Linked DNA regions of Mus musculus: region 1 is linked to region 2. A link is a contact called in ENCODE Hi-C data. All regions are on one chromosome and are shown on one strand. Each heading gives the region's core, a stretch centred on a gene start or an enhancer-like site at or near the end of the contact. The rest is flanking DNA. Distances are from core to core; before and after follow the strand shown. Region 1 holds the start of 9930111J21Rik1 (RIKEN cDNA 9930111J21 gene 1). Region 2 holds the start of Ifi47 (interferon gamma inducible protein 47).

What was found. Hi-C counts contacts between places; a loop is a spot of excess contacts on that map.
Region 1: a map of regulatory T cell shows a loop between it and region 2 (3-fold over the local background). The contact joins the promoter of 9930111J21Rik1 here to the promoter of Ifi47 in region 2. A Hi-C loop is called at or near these places in 4 of 37 maps with a recorded cell type or tissue (T-helper 1 cell, T-helper 17 cell, T-helper 2 cell and 1 more).

What each region holds. Positions count from the first base shown.
Region 1 is chr11:48,977,915-48,981,256 of GRCm38, reverse strand. It overlaps 9930111J21Rik1 (RIKEN cDNA 9930111J21 gene 1), which reads left to right and starts at 1,876. Exons shown (of 4, transcript NM_001114679.1): 1 at 1,876-1,957; 2 at 2,070-2,218. Gm42074 (a long non-coding RNA gene) reads right to left here and starts at 2,710. Exons shown (of 4, transcript XR_879821.2): 1 at 2,267-2,710.
Region 2 is chr11:49,085,448-49,088,747 of GRCm38, reverse strand. It overlaps Ifi47 (interferon gamma inducible protein 47), which reads right to left and starts at 1,731. Exons shown (of 2, transcript NM_008330.2): 1 at 1,604-1,731. It also overlaps the pseudogene Gm12188.

The sequences.
Region 1 (3,342 bases), core at 627-3,126, 110 kb after region 2:
AGCAGGTCAGAGCGCATCCTTTACAAGTGCTTCTGCTCTAACCCTCTTCCAGGCAGCTCACTGGGTTTCTGCTTCTTCCAGGAAGCTGGTCTGGATGCTGAGTCTTCTCTGCAGCTCAGCTTCATTAGTCTGAGAGGGACTCTCAGCTTTTATGGCTTACTCTGGTGGGAAGGTTCTAGTTAAACTAGTCAGTTTCAGTGCTTCTAGTTCTTCTTGTCCATACATGATCCCTCAGTGTGTGTGTGTTTCTCTGTCCCTCTCTGCATCTCTGACTTTCTCTGTCTCTCTCTGTCTCTGTCTCTCTTTCTGTCTCTCTGTCTACATCTCTGTCTCTGTCTCTCTCTCTCTCTTAAACACACACACACTTCCATCCTACTCTTCTCTACCCACCCCCTTTCTAGTAAAATCCTGCCAGTAGATGTTAGGGTTATGAACTGCAGAGCTGCCCTGAACCTCTGAGAGCTCCATGGCTCATCTTCCCTGTCCCTTGCTCACATTTGGATGAGAAGTGTTTTCTCCATTTTCACTGTAAGTACCAGTCTCTGATCCCACGCAGAAGTCCACTCTCTATTAAAATGACTCCAAGGTAGCATTAAATTGAAAGCCACTCTCACCAACCCCAGTCCTGGCCATACCAGACACAGACTTCCTAACCACAGAGGCACAGACTGTAGGGACAGGAGGCTAATCCAGAGCTATTCCTTGCACCAGCATATTCCTATGTGCTACTATGGGTCTGTGATCGTTCAGACAAATCACTAGTCTGACTGGAGTTTTGTTTTTATTAATTAGAAGTGTTTTATTAGGAAGAAGACTGACCAAGACCAAACCAAACAGAATTCTCTAAGTAATGTTCCAGCAATTGTTAGCCAAAGAATTATAGAGGGAAAAACCACAGTTATTATTTGGGGATCAAATTAACTCTAATCCTATCTGGGTGTGGGCAAGCTTTGATTCTGTAACAGACCTCGAGCAGGGCCCTCAGCCACTCAAGCAAGCAGTTCACACAACAACGAAGCTCAGCAGTTAGCTTGCCTCATCTTGTGACTCACTGGCCAGCTGACAAAGTAGAAAGTGGAAGCAACGTTTTCATAGCTTATACAGGTGAAAAATAATTTTAGTTTTTACAAAATCATGCACAGTGAACTTAACACATTAATCACAGTGATCACCATCTCCGTGGATTTTTCTACGAGTGGCTAGGGAGATAATCACGTGGTAAGTAACATCTTTCAAAGAGAAAGTTATGGATTGGACACCAGAATCCACGTAAAAGTCAGGCATAGTGGAGTGAGTTTGTAATTCCAGCACTGAGCAAGGAGAGGGGCAGAACCCTGAAGCTCACCTGTCAGCCACCCTTGCCTAATCGGTGAAGTGAGTCAGTGAGTGTGTCTGTCCCCAAATAAGGAGCATGATATCAGAAAAATGACAGCATCTACACATACATTTCCACCTACACACAAACACACACACACAGAGAAAGAGAAAGACAGAGAGAGAGAAACAAGGAGACAGGGAGTGAGACAGAGAGACACAGAGAGAGAGAGAGAGACTGACAGAGAGAGAAAGAGAGAGAGAGAGGACAGAAAGAATGTCAACAGAATAAGCAAAGGACAGGGCTACAGCAAGCGTCTGCAATCACTGAACCATGGGCTCACTGGGTCTGAAAGTCAGTACTGACTCAGTAATAGATGACATCATCTGAAAAGAGGGTCTTGAGGTAGGGAAGCAGAATGGTGAGTGGTGCATGGGAGCGCTAACACGGGGCTAGGCTGCCAAAGTATTGGGTGGAGCACACAGGAAGCCCTGGAGTTGGCTAATTAAGTAGAGCTCCACCTCCCTCTCTGTGGAAGGATGTGAAACCTTTTCAGCCAACTCTGTAAACCAGAAACAGAGGTCTGGAAATAGAAACTAAATCTTACCCTCATTGCAGTCCCTCCCTTTAAGGACAAGGCAGGTAAGATTCAGATCTAGGAACTGCAGAACAAAGAGCAAAGTCTGTGGGAACTAAGATCTGGAAGGAAATATGAAAACATCTGCCTTTGCTTCCCATCTGTTCTTCTCTCCAGAGCACCAAGACACCAACACTGTGCATCGATCTGTTTCCTGAACATCCCAGCTTAGAGGATTCCAAAGAGAGCTACCCCAGTGACCTTGCTCCCAGAGAAGAAGGAGGTGACATCACAGGAGGGCCACTGGCATCACGGCTCAGGAACAGGTACCTGAAGGGTTCTAAGTGCAGCTGGACCAGAAATCGAGTGCTTACTTGTGGTATCAAAGATAGTCTCCTGGTAGCAGTGCAGAGGACCTTCGGTCATGGCTTATGTCACTCAGGGGTTGTTCACAGAAAGGCTCTTCTCTGTGTTCTGCACCAAAGAGCAGCCCCAACCCACCAGCAAGGCAGCAACAAACTTCCCTGTCACATGCACATCCTAAGCCTGTTGATCTTTTGATGCCAGCTTGAGCTTGGAGAAAGAGGGCAGCTTGTGTGACCAGATTCCTCACAGTCAATACGGGAACCTCTTTGGTGTAGGATACTTGTTGTTGTAGCTTTTTTGTTGTTGTTATTTTGGTTTTGGTTTTGGGTGAGACTGGATCACACAGTGTGCCTCTGACTGACCTAGAACCTGTAGACCAGGCTGGCCTCAATCTCAAGGAGATCCAGCTACCTCTGCTTCTCTGCTTCCTAGGGCTGAGATTAAAGGCATGCTCCACCACACCCAGCTATACTGGAGCTATTTTATTTATCCCCATGAGGATAAAATGCTATCCAGAACACCCACTGCTATTTCCTCTTCTAGAAGGGAACTGTGAGAAGCCTCTCTCTTCAAACTTCTCAGTTCCCCTTTTCAATGTAACCAGCACTCATGATACCTTAACTGTTTGGGGAAGGGGGGTTGAGGAGTCTTCATAAACAGCAAATCATGGGGAAGTAGCCCCCACTTCAGTCTGGGATTCCCATTGAATCTTCTTTAGCTTCTGGGAGCAGCTTCATTCACCCACTCAGGATACCTCTGTTCAAACTTTATTTTGTTTTTTAGGAACTTGAGAAAGGAGCATATTTCCTTATAGCTTGTTCATACATACGGTTTTTGGTTGGCCACACCACAGCCAGTCCTGTGCCACAGCTCTCTGGCTGTCCTCTGGGTTTGAAGCTCTCAGTTCCCATTATTCTTAAGTCCACTTGAATATCCCATATATGCTACTATCTAGATCTGCCCAAAGCTATTTTTACTCCTCTTATGGCCCTCCTTCCGGTTTCCTGGCCTCTGCAAACACTTCCTACAACATAAATATACATACCTAAAAATGAGAAGCTGAAATCCACATGTGAGTGAAAAC
Region 2 (3,300 bases), core at 482-2,981:
AAAACAACTTGACAGAGGAATTCCCCAAGTGGCTTGTTTTCCAAAGTACCCAGAACAAAACCCTAAGTTTCCCTAGGTCTTGTAACTCAGCAAGGATTGTGAATGGAAATAATAGTGCCCGATCACATTCTGTTTAAAAGGTAAATACAGGGCGAGACGGGCTGGGCGGGATTGCTGGAGGGTCGTGGGCGGTGTGCAGGAGACGTATCAGCGGGCAGCAGCTGCAGCCAGACTCCCAGCTGGGCAACCCCCACTCACCACGTAGCCCTCGATGAGGCGTGCAGCTCCCGCCCAGGCACTACAGCACCACCCCCAGCGGCACACACACAACCCAAATCATCTATGACTGGAAATTCCTGATGGAGTGTCAGAACTCACCTGTTGCCAAAACACCCCCAAAGGACCTGCCAGCCATTTCTGGGTCACTAGCCCTACCAGCGGTGAGCCTCCCATGCAAGCCAGCCAGAGCCACCACCTGCACAGCAGCCCGGAAGATAAGCGGGCAGGCGGTGAAGTTTGAGATGGACATTTAAGGGACCATAGGACGCAGTGATGTTTCTGGGGCCCCTTGGGCCCTTGGGAAAAGAGCCACAGCAGTCAGGCCTTGTACCAGGCAGACACTGGGTGTGGATCGGCCACCCAGTCCTGCTCTTCACTCAGGGCACGTGCTCTGCCTTCCATTTTGTGAACACCAGCACATACCACCTTGTGCCTCTGTTGATAACCGAGCTGCTACTGCAGGGGAATGACTCTCACCCATACCCTCCCTGCATCGAGTGCCAGCAAGTGGACACAGAGGAGTCTGTCAGAATGATCCAGCAATTCTAGCCCTAGCCTCCGGTGCACACCCACCTTTCCTTAGGTTGGGGTAACTGAGAAAACCACCCTTTAACTTCTTTTCCTGAGAGGAAATAAAAGCCACATTTACCCTAGGCCCACAGCTGGACCCTATCTAGAAAAAAAAAAAAGTAAATACAGATGAGACTTTTTAAAAAGGGAGGGGAGGGAGGAAGGAAGGAAGGAAGGAAGGAAGGAAGGAAGGAAGGAAGGAAAGAGAGAGAAAGAAAGGAAGGAAGGAAGGAAGGAAGGAAGGAAGGAAGGAAGGAAGGAGAGAAAGAAAGAAAGAAAGAAAGAAAGAAAGAAAGAAAGAAAGAAAGAAAGAAAGAAAGAGAAAAGAAAAGAGAGAAGGGAAGGGAAGGGAAGGGAAGGGAAGGGAAGGGAAGGGAAGGGAAGGGAAGGGAAGGGAAGGGAAGGGAAGGGAAGGGAAGGGAACGAAAGGAAAGGAAAGGAAGGGAAGGAAAGGAAAGGAAAGAAAAGAAAGCAAAGCTGGCAGGGTTATGCCATACTCTCTGGTGGTGAGATCCGGCCACATTACAGTGAGCATGGTACGTTTCCTATGAGAGTCACCCATAAAGACTCTGCTCAGTCCAAACTTACTCAGAACTCTCACAGAACAACTGGCACCAAAAGGCAGTTCCAGACCCATGACTCCTATCTGTGATAGACCGGTGACATGACCTGCTGCCTATCCAAGCCAGCTCTGCCCTCTTCCCACAAAGCCAAAACCTAGGTCACACCAGGTGCAAAGGCTTTTCGCACTCACCAGATCCAAGAAGTAGAAAATACCGGGTCTGTTTCTCACTGCAGCCCACAGCACAGCCACCACCAACGGCACGGGTCTGCCCTCCTTCAGGAAAGTCTGAAGCAATGAGCCCTAGCAGAGAGAAAAAAATGAAAGATATATTTGCAGGAAACAAAAGTGAAACTAAAGCTCTTTCTTTGTTTCCCCTGCAGCATAAACATTTCCAGGAAAAAGAAAAGGACTTTAACTTGGTCAGAGAATGAAAGAAGCCTGGAAGATTCAAGGCCAGGAAGACATTTCCACTTGGCCTGTGAAGGGTCACTCGGCCAAGACATCAGGGGAATGAGTTCTCTGAAGCCAAAGGATTCCTGGGGACAAGGATGAAAGAGATGAGGGGTTTTCCAAAGACGCCAGTGAATGACTGAAACACACTGCCCATCGGGAAGGACTGTGCCATGCGTCTGCCTCCTTGTCCTTCTCAGGAACACTGTGGCTGACTAACCTCATTTCAGCCCCAAGGCACCCATGAACCTGGGGTCTCACAGGATCCAGAGCCACCAAGACAACTCAGGAAAGAGAGTAATGGAGTCTTCCTAGTTTCCTTTCTCATTTTATCTACCTCAGGATTCCCTCATGAGAGCGTAGTCTGGCACAAAGTGAAGACAGGTTTTCCAAAAACATCATTTGATGCAATGAGATAATCCCTCACAGGTTTTGTTGGTTTTAACGTTTATCACCATGGAGGAAAGACATTTGCTGCCATGTTGGGAAAAGAAGCTGTTGCTGACATGTTCTGTCCTTGGTGAAGTCTGTCTCTGAACATGGATGGTTTGGGTTATATTGACAGTGTTTCTGCATAATTTTTTGTTTTGTTTTGTTTTGGTTTGGTTTTTGTTGTTGTTGTTGTTGTTTTGTATTTTTGAGACAGGGTTTCTCTGTATAGCCCTGGCTGTCCTGGAACTTACTTTGTAGACCAGGCTGGCCTCGAACTCAGAAATCTTCCTGCCTCTGCTTCCCGAGTGCTGGGATTAAAGGCATGTACCACCACGCCCGGAGTTTCTGCGTAATTTTAACACATGTAATCAGATATGAAGAACAGATTACATGCTCCTGTTAATTAAAATGGTGTCTTTTTTTTCCAGCTCTGTGTGATTTGAGTTTATTCTCCATTTGAATGGCTGGGTGAGTGCAGAGAGTGGGAGGTTGATACCGTCCATGGTCTATGGGTCCGATTTTTGATTATCTGAAGGCACACAGTGACTCTGTCTCCTTCTGTACACAGACGTTCACATGCTTAGTGGATTCTTGTATGAGAACCAAGTACATCTCTTTCTTGGTTTCTATATGAGAGCCAAAATTTAGTTCTGAACATTGAAATCTTGAGGTATAGTGCCTGGCTTCCAGATAACTGAAGCCGTGACTCAATTATATGGCAATGTGTCACAGATTCACCATGAAGATACTCTGAGGTATGAAAAGGGGAGAAAGGGCACCATCTCTCTTTATCACTATGAGAGCATTCCTCAGCATCATGGGGCTCCCACGGTACAGTGGGACAAGAGAAGGGTGAATGAGCTGGAAGTCTGAATGTCCAGGAGAAACCAGATCTGCTTAATTCAGAGCTAAGACACCTGCAATGTCCCTGAGAAGGACACTATGGGTCTCTCTTTAGTTACAAAGCAAATGGTGAGTGACCACATCATCCTAGGTCAAGGACA